Regions from separate parts of the Homo sapiens genome. Here all the other regions are linked to region 4. A link is an interaction called in ENCODE POLR2A ChIA-PET data of the cell type or tissue named here. Cell type or tissue: MCF 10A. All regions are shown on one strand.

Region 1 (4,000 bases), 330 kb after region 4:
TCTTGTTTTGAAAATATGAGGAGTGAATTTTACTAAGTTGCCAAATTTGCTTTATTCTTTGTGAACCTTAGTAGATGAATTGTAGTATCTTTTTTAATGTAGCCATGATGTGAATTATTGAATGACACTTCTCAGCTAGACCCTATATCTGCACATAGAATGAAATAAATACATGTCAGAACACACGAACTATACCTAGATAGTAAGTAAATAATTTTTTAGGCATTTTAAGTTGATAATTTATGACATAATGTTGTAGTATAAATATTCAGCTCAATTTGTTTTTAATGAAGAAAAATTTTTGTGGAAATAGTTTAAATGTGAAAATGTGATTATATCAGAGCTGGGCTATTCATGAGAATCACATGTGGACCATTTAAAGAAATACCAATTTCTTTCCCTACCACTGCCTTTCTAAGAGAAGCAGCTAAACAGTGATGTGCTAGTATATGTTCAAGAAACCAGCTCTTGGGTGGGAGTGGGGATAAGGAGCATTGATTCCTAGTGTTTGCTGATTTCCACGGTGTAAATACTTCCACTATAGCCAATTTCAAGCTACTAAGATGATAACACTGAATGTGGAGTGAGGAAAAGATGTACAGTAGCACAGCATTATACAGTATTTCCATCATGCAAGTACAATAAATACATCCAACCTCGAGAATAAAAGCAAAAATTAATAAAATTAAAAAGTAATGAATTTTGAGTATGTGTTACCTTTGTTTTAATATAGCTATTTATAAAGTTATGTAAGTTAATTTTTAATAATGACTGAGTTTGACAACCAGCTTCCAGAGTTTCTGAAAATTTAACAATTGGCCTCTCATAAGCTGATGAGAACTGATGTTCACACAACACTGAAGCTCCAAGGCAACTATTTTTTTTTTAACTAATTGATTGCAAGTAATTTGCCAACCAGTTGTTTTTCTAAAATACAGATCTGATCCTAAAGCCCACGAAGGCGTTCCACAGTCAGACCCAGATGAGTCTTTTTCAGCCTCATTTTAAATCATACCATTTCTCTCACATCTTCTATATGTCACCTACACTAGATGTAGGTAACTTGTAGCTTCTCAAACACACCTGTACTTCCCCCCACCTTCTCATTATCTGCCTTCTCAGTATCTTCCTTCAGCCTCGAATGACCTCACCTTATCTGCCTGACTTTTGCAATACTATTTATTTATCCTTCTAGAACTAACTCAAATGCTGCTTTCTCTTACTTCCTACTGTTGGAAACATTCCCATTTGCCTTGGTGCTCTCATAGCCCTTTGTTTATACTTCATTTTGAGCTCAAATTTATCAATTTATAATGAATGAATGTTTCACTCTCTAGATTATAAACTTCTAAGGGGTGCCTTTAAATCATACTGTACTTATTAACACATTAATATAACCTAAAAGTGGTTAATGAACACTTGCTTATTTTAACAGAAAAAAATTATGAACGATGCATGATATATCCTTCACTTTCTATATCTTTGAGAAACTGACCAAAATTTAAACTTTTTTGAATTAGATTTGTACGCCTTTTTTTCCTGGTGATGCAGAACCATATTAGTAGTTATATACCTATAGCACACCTAGAGACATTTCACAATGGACTCTAGAGCTTACCAAAGAAGAATTTCATTAGATAGTATATGAAGCAGAAATGATTAAATTGTATAACTATATTTGTGAATCATTATTCTCATTTAGTGTGCCTTATAATAAGTATTTTCAGCATAAAGCCAAAGGTTACTTTATAGTGTTCCCAGCAAATTAGGCCTTTGTATCAATAAACACCCTCTAAGAAAAGCTAAAATATCATACTTTGCTTTGTGACTTGAGAGAAATTTGCTTTCATACATATCCTTAAGGGTAAAATCCTTATCACTCTGTTGTTTTCGGGCATTTTATCTAGACTTAGGATTATCTGGTTGCCATCATGATAAGTATGGACAACATCTAAGTGTATGAAGGAAATGTTCTAAAGTAAAAACAATCCAAGAATTTCTTGAAGCAAATGCACATTCCTTGTTAGTAGTGTTTCAGGAATCTTTTTCATATTTTGCACTAGGCTGCCACCTGATGGCAAAAGTTAAAATTGCATCTTTTGTAACATTCGACGCCTTCATTGCAATTATACAGATTTTTATGTATTCAGCATAGAGCCTCCAAAACTTTTATACATTTGTGTAAGTGTTATGTATTCAATAAATGTTTGATGATTGCTTTGGACCTCAGGGAAATCATATTTATTATTTAACCTTTGTTAGACAGTGATCTTCCTACGATCTGTTTAAAGCTTTGCTTTCTTATGGAGCTATTTTAAGAATCTGTTTTAATTAGTGTTATTAATGAAAAATTTTACTTAAATGTAGTAATTTTCTCTTTTCTCTTTCCCTCTTCTTTCTTCAGAACGAGGTCACTCGGACACTATGGTGTTCTTTTACCTGTGGATTGTCTTTTATATCATCAGTTCCTGCTATACCCTCATCTGGGATCTCAAGATGGACTGGGGTCTCTTCGATAAGAATGCTGGAGAGAACACTTTCCTCCGGGAAGAGATTGTATACCCCCAAAAAGTATGTATAAAGAGTGTGTTTGTTTAAAAGAACAAACTTAGGTATACCACTAGCTAATCCTGTTGCAGTACAGACCCAACCTCTAATTATATTACTCTAATATAATTAGAAAAATAATTAACAAAAATACTAATTCATTCGGTCAGCAAAAATATATTAGATGTTTACTATATGCTAGGTACTATAGGAAATCAAAACAAAGTAAAATTCTCATTCTCAAGGAAAGCCATAAACTATGTTCAGATAAGTAAACAAATTGCAATACAATGCGATAAAGACTGGAATGGAAGAATAAATAACTTACTGTAGTTTATGATTTGTTTTTGAACATGGAATGCCCTCAGTCTGAAACACTCTCTCTCGTCTGCTTTGTAAACACCTGTTCCTCCTCTTTAAAAGTCAGTTTAAGTGTTACTTTCTCCAAGAAGCCTTTCTTTATTTTTCCTAGCATAGTCAGCTATTCATCTTAATCTTTTTTTACCCTATATAAACTACCATTATAGCAGTTATCACACTGTATTATAATAATGTGCTTAGGTGTCCATATTCTTCACTTCCAAGCATAATTACTGGTCTATAGTAGACTTAATGTTTCTGGGATGAATGAATAAATACTTGACTAAATGAAAAGTGTCATGAAAAGACAAAGGAGAAGGAGTGGCTGACTCTGCTTGATTGCATCAAGAAGACTTCTCCTTTCATTTATTTCATCTAATATTTGTTAAAATCAAGTGCCATTTCAATCAGAAAACATAGATAATTCTTTAGGAATAATTCTTTAGGAATTATTTTAGGATTTTTTCTATGTATTAATAAAAAGACAAGAGGGGCTGAATTAAAAAGTCAAAAAATCAAAAATATCTGTACTCAGATATTTTAGTAAAGGATAAATACCATGATTAGACCTTGAAAGAAATTAAACAATGAACTGGTAATCCTGAATGTGAATGTAAATTCTAATCCCAGCTCTTTCACTAACTAGCTATATAATTGTCTGCAACCAGACTATAGTGGATTCTTGTTTATGAGGTAAGTATGTTAAACTAGATTATCTCTTGATCTTTTCCCAGTCTAAAATTCTGTGATGGAGAGGGAAGTGTAGATTAGGTCACTAACATTTTCTACTCTATCAGCATGTCACTAGAACCTTAAAATTGTATTTGGAAAAGTGTATGGATGTGTAATATTCAATTGGTAAGTAGGGAAGGCCATTTTCAGGTGTGAGGAATGGTGAATTCAAAGAATGATATGTAGAGTAACTTCAGATGAACAAATAAAGGGGAAAAGGGGAGAGTTGTTGACAGTGATCTTTTTTACCTAAACTATAGCAATACCCCCAATGTGAGAAATTAGAATATATGACCAAGATATTAGACATATTTTTATAAATCTAATTTGAAAAGAAAATTAATAATCAGAGAGTAGATAG
Region 2 (4,000 bases), 56 kb after region 4:
GGGACTTTGAGCTGGAAATTACACACATCGACAGAATGAGACTTTGGCACGGGGTGGTATGTATGATTAAAAAGAAGAAAACTGGCTGAGAACGGTGGCTCATGCCTCTAATCCCAACACTTTGGGAGGCTGAGGCAGGCGGATCACCTGAGGTCAGGAGTTCGAGACAAGCCTGGCCAACATGGTGAAACTCCATCTCTATTAAAAATACAAAACTTAGCCAGCTGTGGTGGTGGGCGCCTGTAATCCCAGCTGCTCGGGAGGCTGAGGCAGGAGAATCATTTGAACCTGGGAGGTGGAGGTTGCAGTGAGCCGAGATCACGCCACTGCACTCCAGCCTGGGTGACAGAGTGAGACTCTGTTTCAAAAAAAAAGAAAGAAAGAAAACTGGAGCTAAAAGTGAACAAAAGAAAAAAGGAAAGAAAGATAAGAGAAAGGAAGGAATTCAAACCTCTCGGGTTAAACTGGATGTCTGAAGTTGTTTCGACTGTGGCTTCCAGGAAGCTCTGCCTCATTTCTTTGAAATATGACTCAGGTCCTTACCCAGGAGCATGTCTGACCTTGTTCCGACAGAACTTTAAAATATTTACTCTGTACTCCCTCTAGGCAGCTTCTCCATTCTTAGTCTCCAGCCATCTGCTTGGCAAGGCAAGAATCACAGATGACCAAGGTACCTCCTCACACACACCTGACAAGAGAAAAGTTTTGATTCCCTTGTCATGGGCCCCGACACCTTGGGCTGCTTCTACTGCAAAGGGCAGTATCTGGGGGATGCCCGGGCAGAAGAAGAGGACTGGGTTACATACTGTGCTTGTTTAACAAAGGTTTTGGGGGGCCATTTTAGCCAAAGATCTTTCTTTGAGTTCAAAAAGTTACACAGCTTTTAAAATCTGAGGCTGGAGCTTCTTGAGGGTGCCTGGCAAGGACAGCCAGGCCAAAACTGCATAGGAAGATGGCAGGAGTTTCCGTCCGTCACCTCTTCTGTGGCTGTGTCTCTCTTCATCTCTCAGGGCAGCCAGGGGACTCTGCTATCTCTATAGGCCACTCTCAAAATCCGCCCTCAGGAATGGAGCTCATGGACTCATTCGTGCAGGTGCTATAGCTAAAAGAGAAACTCCTCTTTAAATGTCTGAAAACAAAGGGATTGATGACAATTTTTGACATCTGGGGCTCTCAGTGCCAAGGAGGCAGAGAGGTGTTAAGGATAGGAAAGACTTCTTGAAATTGCTTATTTCGTATCTCGTGAGATTCAACCTACCAATAAGACTGGCTCTTTGCCATGCCTGAAGGAGTTCACTTGATATTCACAATAATTATGGAGTCCTCTCTTTTCTGAACTAAACTCCATAATAGGCACAATTAAGCTAACCTTTACTGAGCACTTACTATACCAGGTATTTTGCTGAGCACTTTACATTATTTTCTTTAATTCTTAAATTTAGGTAGAATATCATTTAGGATCCTCTTGATAGACCTAAACCAAATAGGTGTAAACGCAAAGAGCATTTATTGGTTTACAAAACTGGGAAGCTCAGGAACAGGGCTGCCTTCATACATGACTGGACTCAAACAACATTATCAGAACCTTGACTCCCTCCATCTCCTGGCATGGATCCACCTTCCTTTGTGTGTTGGCTTTGTTCTCAGGTTCCCCGTGGGGGCAGGTGGCTGGAGCTGCTCCAGCCAGACAGTCTTCCAGCATCTCCATTTCAGCAGGAAGTAGAAAGCAGCACTCAGGAGTGGCACTCAGCTTCCTCCTGAGTGCTCAGATGTACTCTAATTAGACAGCATCACATACTCATCTCTGAATTGGCCTCATGGCCAGGGGCTTTGAAGAGTCTGTCCTGAGTCATGGTCTGCATTCTTCTTCTTACTATTTTTTTTAGACTTTTTTTTTTTTCTCTGTTGCCCAGGCTGGAATGCAGTGGTGCAATCACAGCTTACTGCAGCCTTGACCTCCTGGGCTCAAGGGATCCTCCCACCTCAGCCCCCAGGGTAGCTGGGACTACAGGTGCACTCCACCATGCCCGACTAATTTTTGTATTTATTGTAGAGGTGGGGTTTCACCATGTTGCCCAGACTGGTGTCAAACTCCTGGGCTCAAGTAATCCTCCTGCCTTGGCTTCCCAAAGTGCTGGGATTACTGGCGTGAGCCACTGTGTCCGGCCTCCATTCCTGGAGGGAGGTGGAGGAGCCTTAACTAGACCAGAAGGATAGAGACTAGGGGAGAAGGATCTCCAGATGGAAATTTGGGGAATAGATGCAGAGCAAGCAACAAAAAATTTTCATAACCCCTGTGAGTGTTAGTGTTCCACTTTGATAGATGAGGAAACTAAGGCTCAGTAATTGATAGAACAGGAGCTCGAATCCTGTCAGTTACATTTAACAAGCCATATTATTGTTCCATTTATTCAGAGGAAATGTTTTTTCTTTTTAAATACATAAAAACAAGAATGCATAACTAGAGTAAATGAATTAATGTCAAATTTTCCATAATGAAAATTCTCCTTAACTTGTCCTGCAAATGTACCCCAGGAGACAGAAGAAGCCCTCTAAGAACGTATAACTCTCTTTTCAATATGTCAATGGCCAAGTTTTTCTGCCAAGGGAAAGAAAGGGAATGTGACTCATTATTAAAGATCCAGGGCATGCTTTTGACTTCATCTTCAGAATGATTTGAACCAACAATTCAGCTGGCTTCAAGAAAAACAACACATGAAGTGACTTACTGTAGAAAGTAAAAAGTTTCCTCTTCAAAGTTTAAAAATAAATCTTAAGTGTTAGAAATAATAGTTTCTTTTAAAGACTAACTTCCTTCAAGCCTCCTTGCTTTATGCTAATAACTCTTTGTTAAGCCCTATCCTATGTAGCTGTTAGACATGCTCACAGGCATAGTACATTCTATGTCCTTGAACCTTAACCAAAATATTTGTGTTGGACACGCTCATAGGCATGTCCCAGCTCACAGCCTGTGTCCCTTCCTTACTTAGGAATATTATTACTTTTCTACCTATTTTTAAAAGTTTTAAATTATTAGCCAGTCAGGTTTCATGAGGTCTGGCTCCAGCCAATGGAGACAGGACACAGCAATAAGGACCTCACGTGTAAGTAATAAATATTCTGGTGTCTGTTTATTCTGTGTGTGCCCTTGCCATTGTCCCATCTGCAAGGGACACCCTTTCTGCAGAAAGTAAAAATTGCCTTGCTAAGACAACTTTTTGTCTAAATGCTGATTTTTCCTTGTGGCACCAAAGAACAAACATTTTACATTTCTAACACTTACTGATATAATTTATCCTTTCTTAGATACTTCACGTGGGCCTGGCTGCCTTGTAAAGGGTTTTGAAACAGTCATTTAGGAGATATGGTCATTGTTGATTTTATTCTGAACTCTCAACCACAAGCAACTATGAAGTCTGTTATTAATGACCTTATCATATTGACATGTACTAACCAAGATAGAGAAAGCTATGGTGTTAGCAAAGTTAGCAAAGTCTTAGACTTGGCACTAATTAACTCTGTAACCTCAGACAAATCTCCTAACCTTTCTGATTCTCTCTCTTTCTTTTCTTTTCTGTTTTTTTTTTTTTTTTTTTGACAGAGTCTCACTCTGTCCCCCAAGCTGGAGTGCAGTGGCGCCATCTTGGCTCACTGCAACCTCCGCCTCCCGTGTTTGAGTGATTCATCTGCCTTAGCCTCCCAAGTAGCTGGGACTACAGGCACCCGCCACCAGGCCCGGCTAATTTTTTGTAATCTTAGTAGAGACAGGGTTTCACCATGTTAGCCAGGATGGTCTCGATCTCTTGCCTCATGATCCACCTGCCTTGGCCTCCCAGAGTGCTGGGATTACAGGCATGAGCCACCGTGCTCAGCCATTCTTTCTGTTTTTTAAGAGATGGGGTCTCACTGTTTTGGCCAGGCTAGTCTCGAACTTCTGGCAGTGATCCTCCTGCCTTGACCTCTTAAAGTGCTGGGATTACAGGCATGAGCCACCACCCTG
Region 3 (4,000 bases), 110 kb after region 4:
TTGGAATCAACCAATATTTTATAGGGTTGGAATCTTGTTTTGTGTGTTGTTTCTGAAGAGTTGGTGCTATTCCTTTAAAAGTAATAGAGAGATGTAAATAAGAGTCTTTAGAGTCCAGGAATTTTAGCAGTTTAAAACTTTGGGGAAAAAGGACATCCATAAAAATTCTCTAGAGAAAAGGACCTTTTCATAATGAATTAAATTGTAGTTTCTCATATGAAGATGATGCTCTTAAAATGCTATCAGTAGAACAGATGCTGGGATTTGTTTTTCAAGCACTGGTGGTGAAATTTTTGTATTTTACCCTTGGTTTCTAGCCTAGGGTGCTTTCTAGTATCGTGAATCAATGTGAACTGTTCAGCTTCTTTGGTTTTTGTGTCATTTTGCTATATTAAATATTACTTGAAATAAGCAGAGAATTAGAATCTGAAAATTTTGTTTTACATCTGTAATTATATTTAATTATATATAATATGTATATATTGTAGCACAGTAAATACTAGTTTTTGTATGTGTTAGCCATGAGACCTGGGGACAATCTTTTTTGCCTTTCCCGGGCTCGCTCTTCTTCCATAAAGTAAGTATATAGGGCCAGAGCTTTTCAAGGTCCATTATAGGTCATGTTTTTGATTTAACTTTTAATGGCTTTTATTCCTTGAACTGATAAAATTATTAATGATAATAACCCATCAATATCCTGAAAATTATTATGTTTTTTAATTTAAAAATAAGTTGTGGTGTTCATAGATTCAGTCTTCATAGGCAGAATAATAAAGCATAAAATAACAGACCAACATGGAGAAGCCATATAAAGAAAATCTCTTCAATCCATTTGTAAGTAGTTTGTGCAAAGAATAAACACAAACAAGCCGAGACTATTCCTGTTTCCAGTAATCTGTTTGAGTATAAATTTTGACATGTAAAATAGAACACCGGTAAATCTTTGTAAGAGCTTTTTTAAAATTTAGAATTAGTGACTATATATTTTAAAGCTCTGCAATTGATTAATCAAAATTAACTGAGACTGGTTTCAACCAAATAGACTAATATGACCATGTTAATATTTTGCAGAATATTAGCAGAAGAAGCAAATATATTTGGTGCCTTAGGCTGCTGACTTTCCCTAGGGCCTTGTGTTTCTTTGGTTTCTCAGGACCCAGGAATGATTTTTTTCAGTGTATCCTTTGTTTTGTAATAAAATAACAAGGTTTCTAAATTACAGGATTTTAGAGCTAAAAGGGAATTTAAAGATTATCTACCTTGTTTTTCCAGGCAAGGAAACTAAGGTCCAGAGGGGTTAAGCCACTTGTTTAGGAATATGTGTATATGTCTCTTGAGCATGTGTAAGCATTGAGAGTCCGGTCACACTGTGTGATCCTGATGAAACCATTTCTTCTTTTAGCTAAGAAACATCTGAGTTTCTTTAATGTTAGAGAATTGGACTTGATTTCTAAGCTCACAACCCCCGTATTATTTAAGGACTCATCCAGCTCTAAAATTCTGTGTTTTTAAATGGTTTTATTATGTTTGGTATATGAAGAGGACAGAACTTAACAGGAGTATTAATAGCATCCTTTAAAATTAATAATATCCTTTCAAAAATTTTTGATATTTTGATCTGTGAATAAGATGTTAACCCAGTGAAACTCTCTTATTTAACTTAAAAAGGGATGACGATGAATTAATTTTTTATTGCAGGATTTTGGAAAGGAGAGGTTCTGCATGAACTACACTTCCATTATATTCAGGTATAAGGAGACATTACCATAACATTATTAACGATTTTCATTTATAGAACTCTCCCATGGGAACACTTGTGTTACAGGCTTCAGTTTCCCAAAGGTATTATGTTGATTAGGTAGGTTTAACTTGAGTTGCTGCAACTTGTTTGAAATATCCAGTTTGGCCACCCGATGGGGCACAAACCACACTTTTTCTTTCAGACACTTTTGTAAATCAAAGTATAGTATAGTGTGTTTAAGATAACACTTGTAAATGATTGCGTCAATGAGATGGTTGGCATTTACAAATGTTTCTTAAGTGAGTGAATGAATGTTGTAAAGACAGGAAGCTATAACTATTCTTTATCATCTTTAAGTGTGTCAGCGTGAGTATGCTGGAAAGATTATACTTGTCCGTTTATCCTGAAGGTTGGTTTTGGATCAGCTTTTGGGTGAAGGCCCAGATCATAAGAACCTAAGAATCTTATTTGACCTGGGGTGACCATGGAAACTTAGTCCTAGCTTCAAATTCAGTCCTAATCTGGGAAGCATTTAAGAGAATGATTGAGTTGTGCTGGGTAAGGATTTCAGGTATATTTGAGTTGTAGGCCCCAAAGGAGTGTGCCCAAAACTCCCATGGAGTAAAGAGAAGACAGTATTAGAAAAGTAAGGGGGCTGGACACGGTGGCTCACGCCTGTAATCCCAGCACTTTGGGAGGCCGAGGCAGGCGGATCACTTGAGGTCAAGAGATTGAGACCATTCTGGCCAACATGGTGAAACCCCATCTCTACTAAAAATACAAAAATTAGCTGAGTGTGGTGGTGCATGCCTGTAGTCCCACCTACGCGGGAGACTGAGGCAGGAGAATCGATTGAACCGGGGAGGCGGAGGTTGCAGTGAGCTGAGATTGTGCCACTGCACTCCAGCCTGGCAACAGAGTAAGACTTCATCTCAAAAAAAAAAAAAAAAAAAAAGGAAAAGTAAGGGAAGACAGAACTGTTAATTTTACTTATTTTTATGCATAAGAAAAGGAAGAAATACAATTTTACTAGTATTTAATAAATGGATTGATGCAGTACCCCTGCTAAGGAGGTCATGCACAGGTATACTGAAGAAAACAGAAGGATTGCCAGTGGCTTTTTCACTTGTTTGTTCGCTTTGGCAGATAATCATTAATCCAGTTATGGGTGCATAATTAAATGAATCTATAAATTATTATCTAGTTTTAGCCAAATCAACCGCTAGGAAATAGACATGTCTTAAAAAGACTCCTGTAAAGATTCCATAACAGTAATACCAATAATGCAAGCACAAGTGAACAACAAGAAAATGACAACAGAGCTGAGGTTTCTCCTTCTAGTACTAGCTTTTTGGCAGCCAAATTACAGATAAAAACAATAACACTTTAGTAGACTTGACAAGAAGTTCGCCAAAAATTTAAAAATTATTAAGCTAATTCTTTTTTCTTTTTCCTGAGACGGAGTCTTGCTCTGTCACCCAGGCTGGAGTGCAGTGGCCTGATCTCAGCTCACTACAACCTCCGTCTCCCAGGTTCAAGCCATTCTTGTGCCTCAGCTTCCCAAGTAGCTGGCATTACAGGCGCGCGCAACTACATCCAGCTAATTTTTGTATTTTTAGTAGAGACAGGGCTTCACCATGTTGGCCAGGCTGGTCTCGAACTACTGTTCTCACGTGATCCGCCTGCCTCAGCCTCCCAAAGTGCTGGGATTACAGGCATGAGCCACCACTCCTGGCCTAAGCTAACTCTTTGAAGTAAGGTTTTACATCTACTGTCAGTCACAATGAACTTGACTGTAAGTGTATATATTATGAGTATTCTGCCTTTGTAAGGTCTGTTTTTTCAGTTTATAGCCATTAATTAAGTTTCAAAATCAAATGAATCCTGAACTTTGAACTGGACCTTTGAAACACTGTATCATAAAATGTTAAATGAAGGTTTTATTTATTTAAAAAACTTTTTTGTTTTTTTAATGAAGATTAAAAAAATGAAACTTTTCAGTTATGTTCTCTCAAAGCATTGTTATTGATAATTTCTTAGATCAAAAATATTTTTGTACTGTTCATAAATGAAAGGTAGAAATTATTTCATCCTTGTGTCATCTTTTTAAAACTTCTATTTTAAACAATTTTGTTTTACATTGTACACAGATACAGATGGGTATAATTAATAAATAAATATGCATATATTGGAGATACATAATAAAACTTTTTTTAAATAGGGATTTGACATAATAAAAGTTTGGAAGACTTTGCCCAA
Region 4 (4,000 bases):
AACATGCACAGAACCAGGAGCAAGCAAACCCGAGCTGCAGGGAGCTGGGTGTCCTTGGCCAACTCACCCAACCTCTCTGAGCATCTTCATTTAGAAAATGAGCGGCTGGGCATAGGGGCTCACGCCTGTAATCCCAGCACTATGGGAGGTCGAGGCAGGCGGATCGTTTGAGACCAGCCTGGGCAACACAGAGAGACCTCATCTCTACAAAAAATTTTAAAAAATAAAAAATTAACTGGACGTGGTGGTGTGTACCTGTAGTCTCAGCTACTCGGGAGGCTGAGGTGGGAGGATCACTTGAGCCCACAAATTTGAAGCTACAGTGAGCTAAGATTTGTGCTCTAGCCTGCCTTAACACATAATGACCAAGTGAGAAAATGTATACAAAAGCACTTTGTAAATGACAGGTTTTTCTACAACACAAAGGAATCATAGAGGTGGCTATTTGGGGGAAAATGAGGTATGTGCAAAGCTTCCTTTTAAAAGGTGACTTTTATGTCTAGCATTTTTGTGTGATTTAAGTTCAGCAATTAGAGGATCATTATTTAATACCCTAAGAAAATACTGTTATATTGTGTCTTCCAAATGAACTATTTCTGTTTTTACTGTCACTTGGAATGTTCTCCATGAAAGAAAAGTATTTAAAGGAAAAATTACCTGGAAGATAATGGGTGAGATTTTTATAAGTGCCTTCTGTATGGGGACAAAGGGCTTTTTCTGCTACACCTCCTGAACAGTTTGATTTATTTGACAATATAATACATTTTTTCAAATAAGATGAGGAAATAGGTGTTCCAGCAAGTGATATGGGGGTGGCAGAGTGGGGAGGTGTTAAGGGGAGGGTGTCAGGGAGGGAGGAGAAAAGAATATTGGGAAGAGCTGACCAGGAGAAGTCTCAGGCAACCATACTGAGTATCTTCAGAATTGTAGTCGGGTACACAAGGACCCTCCCAGGTGAATACAGCATTTTGCCAAGTCTCCATCATCCTGTGAAGGTGTCTGGGCTTCGGCCGGCCCAGAGGACTGAGGGAGACTGGCCCGACCTCTCCCTACTGCTATGCTCTTTTTTGAAGGCTAATCAATAAAATGTCACGGAGCACTTTTCTAAGAAGGCCATGATCTGATATTCAGGCAAAGAGAGAACCCTTCAAGGCAAAGTCGATATGACAATCTCCCAATAACTGGCTTTGCTGCCTAAAGCATGAAGCACCCTAAATCCCAATCGCTCAGTCCCTACTTAGAGCTTATCCTCAAAGAGCTGGATTTCTAACTCATTTTCATTAAGGCAAAATCATTAACAATAGTTGATCTTAATACGTTGGCAACTGTGACCTCAATCTTACTAAATGGAATATTATTTCTTAGCTACTATTCAATATTACTTAACAAATGCCTTTGTCCATTTGCAGGAAACTCAGGTTTCCTGACCGCCAGTCCTGACCACTCCCTACCAGCAAGCCTCCTCTTCACATAGTTGTGGGACCGCATTTGCTGCACTCCTAACAAGCCAAGAGACAAAGCAATCCCGGAAATTCCCTTTTGACTCTGTACTGTAAGGAAATGCCATGTAGCAATAGCAGGAGGGCAGAGTTTAATCAAAGCACCACTTTCTCTACTCATTGCCCACGTTTAGCTGCTGGAATCTCATATCAACCAGAAGCCTAAAGTCTTGATTCTTTCTGTGTGTGTGTGTGTGTGTGTGTTTTTGAGATGGAGTCTCGCTCTGTTGCCCAGGCTGGAGTGCAGTGGCACGATCTTGGCTCACTGCAACCTCCACCTTCCTGGTTCAAGCAATTCCCCTGCCTCAGCCTCCCGAGTAGCTGGGATTACAGGCTTGTGTCACCACACCTGGCTAATTTTTGTGTTTTTAGTAGAGAAAGGGTTTCACCATGTTGGCCAGGCTGGTCACAAACTCCTGACCTGAGGCAATCAACCCTCCTCAGCTTCCCAAAGTGCTGGGATTACAGGCGTGAGCCACCAAGCCCAGCCAATTCCTTTTTTTTTTTTTTTTTTTTTAATAAAAACAAGGTCTCACTTTTTTGTCTAGGCTGGAGTGTAATGGAATGATTACTGCTCATCACAGCCTCGACCTCCTGCGCTCAATGGATCCTCCCACCTCAGCCTCCTGAGTAGCTGGGACTACAGGCCCAAACACCACCATGCCTGGCTAATTTTTGTATTTTTTGTAGAGACAGGGTTTTGCCATGCTGCCCAGGCTGGTCTCGAACTCCTGGGCTCAAGCCAGCTGCCCGCCTCAGCCTCCCTAAATGCTGGGATTACAGGCCCGGCCTTTTTTTTTTTAAAAAAAAAAAAAAAAAAGACAGCGTCTTTATCACTCAGGCTGAAGTGTAGTGGTGCGATCATGGCTCACTGAAGCCTCGACCTCTTGGGCTCAAGCAATCCTCCCACCCCAGCCTCCTGAGTAGTTGGGACTACAGGTGCACCACCATGCCCAGCTAATTTAAAAAAAAAATTTTGTACAGACGAGGTCTTTCTATGTTGCCCAGGCTAAACATTTTTATAGTATTCAGAAAAATCGACATTTAAAAAGTCAATACTCAATACTCAAATACTACTAGAAGAATGTATATTGGTACCACTGCTCTAGTGGGAAATCTGGCAACATGAACCAAAAGTCATAAAAGGTTCATAACTTTCTCTACTGAAATATTATACTGAAGAAATATGCATTATAAGTTTAATAGGTTAAAAACTGGAAACAATCTAAATGTTCAACAACACAGCATTAAGTGATTCCATAGTCATCAGTCAAATGTATGCAGAAATTAAACATCATGTTTTTTCAAAGAACAAATTTCACAGTATTCACACAATATTGTTGAGTGAAAAAAGCTGCTTATAAAACTGTAAGTACGAAGTGGTTTTGTTTAAGATATATACATATATCTCCATATTTAAGGGTTGTCACATATCAAACAATTACAATGGGTATGTCTGTGCTTTCTGAAATATCCAAATTTTATATTGCATTCAAGTATCACTTTCTGATTAGGAATAAACGCAACTAATTTCATTTTTTAAAAGGGAGATATGAAGGTCAAACACTCTATGAAAGAACTTTTGATTTAAACATTTATATAGAGGATGTCTTTGACATTCCAATTTTCCTCAGCTTGACCAAGAATGATAATATCATGTTTCAAATATTAAGAATAAAAATTATTATTATTACTATAGTTACAATTTATTGAGTACTTATTCTGTGCCAGGTAGTGTGTTAAGAAGTATGTATGTATGTGTGTATGTGTGTGTGTATATATGTACATATGTATATATTATTGGATTTAATCCTCACAACAACCCTGAGCTAGAAATTATTATTATTCCCAGTTTACAGATGAAGAAATTGAGACAGTATGTGGCTACCTACTAAGTGGTGGGGCTGGCATTTGAACTCTGGCAGTCTGGCTCCAAAGCCCACACTCTTCACAGCTACCCATACATACTCCTTCCTTTACAGGGAGAACCGGGAAGGCATATCCAATTCATGAACTTACTCAAACCAGGTTTGTTGAGTAAAAAGAGGGGTATTAGTCTTGTTAAATAGGAGACTGTGGAATCTGATAGGAATTACCTGGGATTTTGCTCTCAGGGCTACTGAAGACACCACTCTCTGGCTTCCCAGCCCATGCAACTAGAGACAGAACAGGGGGTCGAATCTAAGAAATTGCCCTGAGTTTGCGTGATTCTGCCAGCCACTTCATGATGCCTCTCCGGGTGTCTGCCCAAGTCCCATTTCCTGACAGAGTTAGGAGGGAAGAGTAGATGTTCTCCACTGTGAATCTGTCTGGTCTCCTGATATCTTCACTACAATTGGCAAGCACCCTTCTCAGCCACAAGGCTCTCCCAAAGCCCTGGTGCATCTACTGCATTTCTAAGTATTCAGGATATATATGCTACCCACTTTCCCAACTCCTAACTCCAGTTTTCCTCCCATCAGATACGCTGCTTAACTGTTACCAACCCAGTTCACATCTCA

What was found. ChIA-PET counts read pairs that join two places held together with the same protein. Peaks named below come from ENCODE experiments on the same cell type or tissue, not always from the same donor. Only the 100,000 strongest peaks of a DNase experiment are listed, where the experiment ranks them.
Region 1: POLR2A ChIA-PET joins it to region 4 with 25 read pairs; 15 of 35 experiments call an interaction of 5 or more read pairs at or near these places.
Region 2: POLR2A ChIA-PET joins it to region 4 with 20 read pairs; 3 of 35 experiments call an interaction of 5 or more read pairs at or near these places.
Region 3: POLR2A ChIA-PET joins it to region 4 with 16 read pairs; 8 of 35 experiments call an interaction of 5 or more read pairs at or near these places.

What each region holds. Positions count from the first base shown.
Region 1 is chr1:180,861,304-180,865,303 of GRCh38, forward strand. XPR1 (xenotropic and polytropic retrovirus receptor 1) reads left to right here. Exons shown (of 15, transcript NM_004736.4): 12 at 2,405-2,571. All of the region lies in intron 1 of LOC124904464 (a long non-coding RNA gene), which reads right to left. Among named protein-coding and RNA genes, the nearest start is that of LINC02816, 43 kb to the right of the region's middle. In MCF 10A, a CTCF peak has its summit at 2,075 (motif pointing left); a DNase peak (open chromatin) is centred at 2,068.
Region 2 is chr1:180,585,130-180,589,129 of GRCh38, forward strand. No RefSeq gene overlaps it. Among named protein-coding and RNA genes, the nearest start is that of OVAAL, 28 kb to the left of the region's middle. RefSeq lists a silencer at 787-970. In MCF 10A, no CTCF peak of the experiment used is centred here; DNase peaks (open chromatin) are centred at 552 and 1,732.
Region 3 is chr1:180,634,376-180,638,375 of GRCh38, forward strand. All of the region lies in intron 1 of XPR1 (xenotropic and polytropic retrovirus receptor 1), which reads left to right. Among named protein-coding and RNA genes, the nearest start is that of XPR1, 4.4 kb to the left of the region's middle. In MCF 10A, a CTCF peak has its summit at 1,937; a DNase peak (open chromatin) is centred at 1,936.
Region 4 is chr1:180,529,187-180,533,186 of GRCh38, forward strand. No RefSeq gene overlaps it. Among named protein-coding and RNA genes, the nearest start is that of OVAAL, 28 kb to the right of the region's middle. In MCF 10A, no CTCF peak of the experiment used is centred here; a DNase peak (open chromatin) is centred at 1,515.